Linked DNA regions of Homo sapiens: region 1 is linked to region 2. A link is a contact called in ENCODE Hi-C or POLR2A ChIA-PET data. All regions are on one chromosome and are shown on one strand. Each heading gives the region's core, a stretch centred on a gene start or an enhancer-like site at or near the end of the contact. The rest is flanking DNA. Distances are from core to core; before and after follow the strand shown. Region 1 has its middle 28 kb from the start of FGF1. Region 2 overlaps ARHGAP26 (Rho GTPase activating protein 26).

Region 1 (5,227 bases), core at 2,116-4,615, 70 kb after region 2:
AGCTTGATTATTAATCAGTCACATCTGTAAGTGATCAAGAGCCACTAATTCAGGATGTCTCAACCTGGGTCCGATTGACATTTTGACGTGGCAATTCTTTGTTGTGGGGGTAGTTTGTCCTGTACACTGTAGGATTTTAGCAGTATCCCTGGCCTCCACCTACTTGATGCCAGTAGCAGCCACTTCCCCCAGGTTTCGATAGTTAAATGTGTCTCAGACATCACCAGATGGCCCTGGGAGGCAAAATTCTCCCATTTGAGAACCACCTCTCTAAAAAGCGGGAATGTTTTCCTCTTCCATTTGGCAGACTGTGAGGGTATCTTCAAGTATTGTCTTACCTAGGACACTGACATATAATAAACTCTCAGCTCTTTGGGTTTAAACAACAACAGAAAAAATAGACTACATATCCTGAGTGCTTAGTACGTGTGAGTTACTGTGCTGACGCTTTTTAGTATATAATCAATATTTTTTAAATCTCTGATATATTTTACATTCTTGTTTTTGTAATTAGTGTGTATCTTACCTTTACAGCAGATCTTAATTTGCAGTAGCCCCCTCTCCAGTGCTCCAGAGACACGCAGCTGCCACACTGGGTCCTGCAGGGCTAGACTCTGAGCCCAGATTCTGCCTCTGCCCAAATGGCTTCCAGCCTTTAGATGTGGAACAACACGTGCCAATTTTACTTCAATGTCCTTCCAATCCTGTCCTTATTTCAGCTATTTTATCAGACTCACATACCTATTCATGTACTCTGCAATCAGTCCTTGGAATAGTTCCACATAGTTTAAAATAAGGTCTGCAGTTTTATAAAATTTATCAAACAGCAGAATACCTCATCTGGTGGCCAGACTGTGTTGACTATTATCATATTTTAGTTCTGATAGCTTTTCAAGGGGCTGTTTTCCAAAAAGTCTGTGTTTATGCATGCTAATCCTATCCAACGCTAATCACTGATGCACAAGTTCAATCACACTCTCCCGCTTTTTGGTTTATCTCACAATATCTAGGAGTATTCATCTCCATTCAGAGATTCTGCCTTTTCATTAGCCCTATGTGATGTTTCTCCCTGTCGTTCCTCATGTTATCCTTAGCAAATGTTTCTGATCACTTAGGGAACCAATTATTCTCTAGAAAATTTGCAGTAAACCCTTTAGTCTTACCACATTTGTTCACTCAAATTTTACAGGTATGAAAATCAAGATAGACTTAATTACTAAGGTCAACCTTTAAGTATTATGCCAATAAAAAGTAGTCACGAGTTAACCCTTATGAAATGCTTCCTGTGAGCCATGCCCTGTGCTCAGCTCTTGACATGCATTATTTATTTATCCTAATAGGCCTATGAGGTAGGTGCTGGGGCGATCGTCATGTTAGAGGCAGGGTAAGAAGGTGCAGAGAACTTAAGTAACTTGCCCAAAGTCACCCAGCTAGCAACTGGCAGAGCTGGGGGTCATATCAAGCTGTGGATGATGATACAGTTGGTCCCCTAACCTCTATACTCCATTGCCAGGAAAGATGATTTACAAAAGTTCTTGTTAGGCCTTCTTTTGATGAGGAAGTATATATATGTGTGTGTGTGTGTATATATATATGTATATATTTATGTGTATATATATATATACACACACACACATATATATGTGTATATATGTATACACATATATGTATACACATATATGTATACATATATATGTGTGTGTGTGTATATATATACACATATATATACACATATATATATATATCTTCTGGTATTCTAGGAACTGTCTCTGAAGCAAGGTGCCAGGACTTCTCAGGATGCAGGGCTTTTGACTTGAACAGGGGGCTGACTTCCCATCAGAAGCTTGAACCAAGATGTCACATCAGAAACCCTCAGAATCCAGTGCCAGGAGAGCACCGGGTTCAAGAGTGAATGGGAGTGGGGATATGGAAGTGGCAAGTGAAAATGATTCCTTCAAGAAGACAGGCTACAGGCCACAGCAGGAGAGAGACAGGAAGGATGGGAACTGAAGGGAGGCAGGGCTTAAGGGAGGGTTGTGCTTTCTCTGTGTTAATTTGTTTTGTTAACTTCTTGAGCATATTGCAATGCTGATGGGGGAAAAACTAAGAGCTGAAGGCACAGGAAAGCATAGAGGGGCGGATAGAAGCTGAATCAGCAAGGACCCCCAAAGAATCCGCTCATGAAGATATTTGAAGCTCATGTCAGGAGAAATGTTCGCCGGGTCTGACACCAAAGCCTGCTCGTGTCTGCATCACTCTCTGGCTTCCCACTGTCACTGCCTAACAATCTACGGCTATCAAAGATTCCGAGAGCCAAGTGGCTTGGAAGTTGTTTGAGTCAGAAACATTTTCCCTCCACTGGGCACAACTTCTTATCCTTTTCAGTGAGGAAATACAAAATGCATGATATCAGAACATATATCCTAGGGCAGCCCCCTATGTAGGTGATATGGTTTGGTGCAAGGGACATTAAATCTGTTTCTTCCTAAAATAGTTCCCATCAGCTTTCTTCGGACCTTGAACTATTCCATTGGGATTACCTTCCTAAAGAGTCCTGTTAAAATACCAACAGGTCAAAACAATCTCGAAAAGGACACCCATGCTCATTGCAACATTATTCACAATGGCCAAAAAGGTGAAAGCAATCCTGGTGGCCATTGACAGATGAATGGACAAATAAAATGTGGTATATACATACAGTGGAATATTATTCACCCCTAAAAGGAAGGCAATTCTGACACACACTACAACATGGGTAAACCTTGAGGACACTATGCTAAGTGAACCAAGCCAGCCACAGAAGGACAAATACAATATGATCCCATTTATAAGAGGTACATAGAGTAGTCAAATTCAGAGGCAGAAAGCAGAATGGTGGCTTCCAGGTCTGGGGGAAGAGGAATGGGGAGTTTTTGTCTAATGAGTGTGGAGTTTAAGCCTGGGAGGATGAAAAGAGCCCCGGAAATGGATGGTGGGGATGGTTGCACAAGAATGTGAATGCACTTAACACCACTAAACTAACTGTACATTTAAAATGGAAAATTTTATGTTATGTGTATTTTTCTGCAATTAAACAAAACACCGGGTGATTTAAAGGGGCTGCCTGATCAATAGCCAAACTATTATTAGTTTGACTCAGCTTTGATTTCCTGTTAAGGCCACTTTGCCCAGAGCAGGACTTTAAGGAGCCAGAGCAGCGAGGAGCCGGAGATGGAGAGGTGACAGGCGTGAGGACAGTAATTCACTGGGCGCTGGAATGCGTTTTGACAAAGGCCAGGTGTCGGTTCCCGTCCTGACCTGCAGGGGGCACTCTGGTGGGTCCTGGGAAACAGGAGGAGAACGGGAAGCCTAGAAAGCCCTGGGAGCTCCTTGAGCGACAGGGAAGCCTCTGTCTACCACTTTTACTGAGGCCGCCGGCAGTCAGGATACTACACAGTGGTTATTCTTAGGCCCCTAGAGTCAGCAAAGCCTCTTGTTTGGAAAACCTCCTGGGTCTCCCCTCGCAGGCTGTGTAAGGGGCGCCCCGCTCGCCCCGCGTCTCCGTGTCCGGGGTGGGTGTGAGGACGGCAGGGCCGCGCCCCCTGCTGGCCGCTCGCTCAGCTGCGCTGTCGCCTCCTCTGCCATCAGCCCGTGGGAAAGAAAGCCATTTTGGTCACAGGAAGCAACGTTTTCAACTTCTCTCATTAATGAGAAAGACAGAATTGTGATACTCTAATGGGAATACTCGAGGAAGGAATAAATTAAATTTCCATGCAGCTCCGGCTCGAGTCCCAAGCTGAACAGATGCTGTTTTTATCAAATACTTTCTATTCTGTGACGTGCTCTGCCAACTTTCTATTATTAGACAAATCAGGAAAAGTCTGATTTCTCTCCCTTCTGGCTTCTCCTTCCCGCTTTTGTGGGAGGGTGGTGGTTTGGGTGGAGACTCTGTCCTGTCCATAGAAGGTAAATGACAAGGAAATGGCAGCCACCTGAAAACTTGCCTTGATGCCAGCATGTCCCAGAAATGTCCTTTAAAATGACATCTCATCCAGGCGTCACCCCATCCCAGATGGCATAGCTGATGGGACAGGAAAAAATACATATTTTAGAGTATTTACAGCATCATTTTCCCCTGCCCCCACTTCCTTCCTGTGAAGGAGGAATTAGTCTTCACTAGCCAAGTTCTGGAGTATTTCTTTTTCTTTTTTCTTTTTTTTTCTTTTAATTGAGATAGTGTCTTGTTGTGTTGCCTAGGCTGGAGTGCAGTGGCACCAACATCACTAACTACAGCCTTGAACTCTTGGGCTCAAGCGATCCTCCTGCCTCAGCCTTCCAAAGTTCTGGGATTACAGGCGTGAGCCATTGCACCTGGCCCTGGAGTATTTCTTGTGCATAATAAGGGAAAATTTGGGAAAGGATTCTGAATTGTGCAGTACCATGGGTAGGATGGGTTGATGGGTCTACCTAAGAGAAGGCAGGGAGTTACATACTAACGAAAGCAGAATGGATCAGAAGGCGAGAGAAAGAATAAGAGAAACAAGCCAGGGATGAGCTGGGTTTGGGAGAATTCAAGAGATAAATTAAGGAGGACTGAAGTAGCTGCTGGGCTGTTGATATGGTTTGGCTGTGTCCCCACCCAAATCTCATCTTGAATTGTAGTTCCTATAATCCCCACGTGTTGTGGGAGGGACCCAGTGGTAGGCAATTGAATCATGGGGGCGGTTACTCTTTTCTATGAGGGAGATGCACAAAGGGAAAAGAAAAGACACACATGCAATACCTTCAAGGGTAAACAACCTTTATCCCATGTAAATGGCAATGCAGATATAATAAGCAAATGATACAAGCAAATTGCAATGGGAAGGGGAAAAGGGAGAAGATATATATATATAGCCTGGACTACTGGGAGGCTAGAAGTTAATGGCAAGGGCATGCCAACTTTCACCCCACTTCTCCCATCAATATAGACTATATATATATACACACACACTCACCAGACGATGGAGGATTCATCACCAGACCAGAAGCAACAGCCTGGGCTCCAGAGTCGGCCACTACACTTACCAGACTATAGAGGATTCATCACCAGACAGGGAAGCAACAGCCTGGGCTCCAGAGTTGACCGCTCATCCATGCACAGATGAGGAGAGGTCTCATGAAGCTTTGGCGTGGTATGGGACCCTAGTTCTTTTTGTAACGACTTATTTGGCATGAGGCCCAGTCACGAGGGCCCTTCATGACTGGA
Region 2 (5,122 bases), core at 1,334-3,833:
TTTAAAAAATGTATTAGGGCCAAACACCATGGCTTACACCTGTAATCCCAGCACTTTGGGAGGCCAAGGCAGGAGGATCACTTGAGGCCAGGAGTTCTAGACCAGCTGGGCAACACACTGAGACCCCCATCGCTACAAAAAAAAAAAAAAATGTTTTTTAATTAGCCAGGCATAGTGGCAAAAGCCAGTAGTTCTGGCTACTTGGGAGGCTGAGGTGGGAGGATTGCTTGTGCCCAGAAGTCTGAGGGTACAGTGAGCTATGACTGTACTACCACACTGGGTGACAAGACAAGACTCTGTCTATTTAAAAAAAAAAAAAAATACCAGGGATCAGTCACCTCCCTGGTCCTTTGGCAAGGCAAGAGAGAGATGGTAGAAGGCCAGACACAGTGAACAAATGATGGGGGTGTGTGGGGAAAGGTGAAGGGAAAGAAAAAGAAGGGAGGAAAGCAAATGAGAGAAAGAGAAAACATACAGATGGTAGAAAACACGCTTTCTACATTTGGACTGGAATTTCCTAGAACAATGCAAGGTTGCTAGTGAAGAAGAAGGGCTTTCCTGTTAAGACCACTGACACCCCCAAACATCACCATTTCAGCATATAAAAAGTTTACTTTTGTCAATAGTCCCTAAAATGGTTAAAGCTGAAACCCTGAAGTGCAACCAGCCAAATCAGGATAGTACTGGCAATTTTTTTCCTCTGTAGAAATGAAGGAATGCATCTACCTACTGGATTTGGGGTACCCATTCTCAAGCAGAAATAACACGCTCTCGTTCCAATTACTCTCTCTAAAGCAAGATCAACACCAAGGGACAGACAAGACAAAAGAAGTGTGAAACCAGAGGCCTAAAGGCCCCCTCGGCAGTGAGTGTGCATTAGTCAGGTTGCACTAGTAAATCTGTCAGAGGACAAGAATGTGTGAAGAGCAAGAACAGTGCCAGGTCGGAACATCCTGGTGTTGGAACTGCAGCATTCTGAGGAGCTGCAAATTGTTTGGATGCACTGAAGGAAAAGGGTATGTGGCTTCACAAGATCAAGAGACGAAGCAGATAGGAGAGTGCCACACTTGGAGACATGAGTTAAAAATCCTAAGGAATCCCGGCACTTTGGGAGGCCGAGGTGGGCGGATCACGAGATCAGGAGATCGACACCATCCTGGCTAACACAGTGAAACCCTGTCTCTACTAAAAATACAAAAAATTAGCCGGGCATGGTGGTGGGCGCCTGTAGACCCAGCTACTTGGGAGGCTGAGGCAAGAGAATGGCATGAACTCAGGAGGGAGGCGGAGCTTGCAGTGAGCCGAGATCGCGCCACTGCACTCCAGCCTGGACAACAGAGCAAGACTCCATCTCAAAAAAAAAAAAAAAAAAAAATCCTAAGGAAGTGGTTGCCTAGGGATGAGAGGTAGGGATGGAAAGAATGGCAGATATTAGCTAAGGACTACAGGATTGCTTTGGGGGAATGATGAAAATATGCTAATATTAATCGTGAAGATGAATGCAAAATCCTGTGCATATACTAAAAGCCATTGAATTGTATGCTGCAAATGGGTAAATTGTGTCGTGTGAATTGTATCTCAAAAAAGCTGTTTTTAAAAAACATCGTCCATGGTCTCTGCCTACCATCGCCTACCCCCATGCTGCCCATTTGGGGAGCTCAGTAATATGGCTGATTGAGACGGCACATTAAGAGATATGAGTCATCCTTCTCCAGTTTGACATTTTACAAGTTTCTTGCTTAACCATCAAAAAACAAATTGTCTTTCTTAAAGAGACTCAGTTTAGGGGCAGTAAGGATTAGACTCCTTAGGAAAACAAGCAAAATTTAAGTTATCTTCAACTGGTGATCATCTTCATGTACAAATTACGTACGGTTTCAAGCACAAAATCCCAAGCAAGCCCCACTGGGCTGTGTCTTTTCCTTGCAGTATGGTATGAAGTTAAGCTGGCCAGGAGAGGTGGGGGAGATGAGAAGCAAGCCAAAGTTATATCCCAAAAGACACAGAGGCCAAAAGCTATCAGTTCCACTCCAATTTCCTATGCAATGGAGCAGAGCTTCCCTGCTGGGGAACCGATTACAAGCATGCTGGCTACGTAAGAGGAAACAGGCTTTCTTTCCAGAGAGAAACCCATCTTGCTGCTCTAAACAGAGCTGGCAGCATGGTAGTCTGCTGACCTTGCACACTGAGCTCTGGGCAGCTTCGGTCAGAAGGCCGGCAGATTGTGGCAAGTCCTGGCCAGCAGACACAGATGCAGCAGGAGCATCTGGATGCCGAAGCCTACGGATGCTGAGGCACTCGCCTCCAGTGCCTGCCCTGGCCTCCACAATGACATATTGTCCACAGCAGGGGTGGTGTGGCTGATGATCTGCTGGGTAAGTCGCCCACGGTAAAGTCTGTGTCAAACATTTCAGTGCACTAGTCAGATACAAATGCAAGAAAACCTTATTTTTGGAAGAGCAACCCACAGATTTTCTTAAGAAGCAAATAGCAGAGTGAAAGCAGCACTAATTTCCTGGTGGTGACACCCTGGGATCACACCAGCAGCAGCTGTGGTCTGCCCAGTCATCCAGCCCTGCTTTAAAAGGGTGAGAACCAGCTGAGATCAGAACAGAGACAGCAGTATTTGCCAGAAATGAGTTGCCCAGGGGCACCTCCAGGTAGAAGGGGGAGATCAGCTCTCTCTGGGTTTAAGGCATCTCAGCTCCAGAGCCATCACCCAGTCTCTCTCCTCCTCTCCCCAGATCCTGAGTTCCCCTTGCTGTGCAACAGCTCAACCAGCTCATTATGCTTCCTGAATGTTTTTAAAGAAAAAAAAAATGTGAAACATAATTACAGGCTCTGACCCCAAATGACTTTAACCCTGACAAGAGCACCCAAGACTCACTGTGGGAATACAGTTTCCCTGTGATTGCCCAGGAGCAAAAGTTTCCTTTCAGGAGCTCCCCCACATCCGCTGGCAATGCTGCTGAAGGGTTCCCGCTCACAGGCCAAGCTCACGGAACAACTGGATCCCAGGCGTGGAGCCACACTGGCTGACATGTTCTCAAGCTGCTAGAACTTTTACGCTTCTGAAACCCTCCTGCATCATTCCTAGGCCTGCAGTAATGCAAACACCCTCCAGATATCTGAGATGTGCCCACGAGGCTGGAGAGCACAGCTGTGCACATTAAGGAAGAACAGGATTTGGGGACCAGATTTATGCAGAATCTCTGCTGACCTATTTAGACCTAATGTGTGGTCCAAGGACTCCCACCATGCAAATCACTTGGGGTGAGATGGAAGGGAGTGGGGGCGGGGGTATAGGAAATTCGGGTTTCCAGACCTGCCTAGAGCTCATGCATCAGCATTTCCTTGGGTAAAGCCAGAGAATCTGCAGTTAGGGGAATTCTTGTACACCTTCACTTTTAAGAACCACTATCTTACAAGGACACTCTAAAGGCAGATTCCAATAACAGGTCACTTACCACAGGCCTGCTTACACTGCTAAGCATAATATCTACAATTATCTCAGCTGCTCCTCACAATAATATTGTAAGGTATAATAGATATTTATTATCCTCCCTTGCACTTATGCTGTTTTCTCCAGTTTCATCTCCAAAGGTCAAATCCAAAGGCCTCCAAACAGTCCTCACCTAAACTGGCCAGGATGAAACATCAAGTCATCAAAGCCTCTCCAACTCTCTGCTACCCACCTGCTAAATGTGGATGCTCCCTATGGTTTCAGCTTCCACTCTCTTCTCTCACTCCATGCCAGGCGTTCTTCACCCTTGCTGCACATTAGAATCACCTGGGGAGTTTTTAAAATGTCCCATGCCCAGACTGCAACCCAGCCAAATTATATCAGAATCTCTGAAGGTGAGTCCTGAGCTCCTCAGGTGATTTCAATGGACAGCAGAGGCTAAGGACCCCTGCGTGGGTCTCACTCTTATAGATTCAGTCACTCCCAGGGCCTCAAATACCACCTGGAGAGAGCCAAACCTATACCTGTAGCCCTCATCTTCCTCCAGAGTTCCAGACTTGTGCTTCCCACAGCCTTGTGGGTGTCTCCACCTGCATGCCCTGCAGGAACTCAGCAAGGACAAACCTTACTTCACTCTGTATCCCCCATCACACACCACGATTCCTCTCCTGTATGCAGTTCAGCCATCCTCCCAAGGCCTAAGAAGGAAACTCTGGAGATGCCCCTAACTCCTCTGTCATCCCTTCCTCAGGCACTATGCTGCTGACTATGTGTTCTCTTCATCCACACCTGATCATCTACTCTCAAAAACACCATGAATCGGCCAGGCGCAGTGGCTCATGCCTGTAATCCCAGCACTCTGGGAGGCCAAGGCGGGCAGATCACGAAGTCAGGAGATTGAGACCATCCTGAGTAACACGGTGAAACCCCATCTCTACTAAAAAAAAATACAAAAAATTAGCCGGGCATGGTGGCACGCACCTGTAGTCCCAGCTACTCAGGAGGCTGAGGCAGGAGAATCACTTGAACCCGGGAGGCGGAGGTTGCAGTGAGCCAAGATAATACCACTGCACTCCAGCCTGGGCAACAGAGAGAGACTCCATCTCAAAAAAAAGCCATGAATTCTGCATTCCACTCTATAACTTATCAGTGTTTATTTGAATATTCAAATTGTGATCCCACTGAGTAAAACAGATTTTCAGCAGACTGTATTCCCTGGCACACAGCCTCCTGCCCCAGACACCTGCACCCAAGCCTAAGGAGTGCATTGCTCCCCTCCCTTTTCCCCCAGGTGTGATGGGCAGATGGTGTCCATTCTCTCACATACTTCTGCCTTGGGACAGTGTTAAGAAGAGAATGACTCTCATAACACTGGTGAAATATGGGATTATTTTAGGCAATACAATGACAAATACTTTTCAATGTAATGATTATGATTTAATAATTATTTGAAGATATTTAGAAAAAAAAAGTTAACCATATCAAACTTGCAATTTCTGAATGCAGGTTCAAAAGCTCCTTTTTGAAATAAATGTATTTTGTAATGAGTAGACTTTTTTCAAAGTAAATAAAGGGTGGTGAGGTGGGGCAAAAATAACAGAGGTACCCTTCACATGACTGATCATTAGTGACCACACTGCCCCCTTGGGCTCGATAAGC

What was found. A loop is a pair of places that touch in the nucleus more often than their neighbours do. ChIA-PET counts read pairs that join two places held with the same protein, here RNA polymerase II (POLR2A). Pooled maps may share reads with other maps.
Region 1: a pooled map shows a loop between it and region 2 (2.4-fold over the local background). The contact joins two enhancer-like sites. A Hi-C loop is called at or near these places in 39 of 168 maps with a recorded cell type or tissue (A673, B cell, CD14-positive monocyte and 30 more), 17 of 37 single-sample maps with no recorded cell type and 39 of 50 pooled maps. POLR2A ChIA-PET finds 5 or more read pairs at or near these places in 11 of 52 experiments (A549, BJ, CD4-positive, alpha-beta T cell and 7 more).

Annotation. Positions count from the first base shown.
Region 1 is chr5:142,711,634-142,716,860 of GRCh38, reverse strand. No RefSeq gene overlaps it. Among named protein-coding and RNA genes, the nearest start is that of FGF1, 28 kb to the right of the region's middle. RefSeq lists a silencer at 3,460-3,659. Within about 2 kb of position 3,365, at least 36 of the 41 ENCODE cell types and tissues checked have a DNase peak (open chromatin) inside an H3K27ac peak, as active enhancers do; they include CD8-positive, alpha-beta T cell, dorsolateral prefrontal cortex, heart left ventricle and 2 more, where a contact is called at or near this core.
Region 2 is chr5:142,781,177-142,786,298 of GRCh38, reverse strand. All of the region lies in intron 1 of ARHGAP26 (Rho GTPase activating protein 26), which reads right to left. Among named protein-coding and RNA genes, the nearest start is that of ARHGAP26, 13 kb to the right of the region's middle. Within about 2 kb of position 2,583, at least 12 of the 41 ENCODE cell types and tissues checked have a DNase peak (open chromatin) inside an H3K27ac peak, as active enhancers do; they include CD8-positive, alpha-beta T cell, dorsolateral prefrontal cortex, heart left ventricle and 2 more, where a contact is called at or near this core.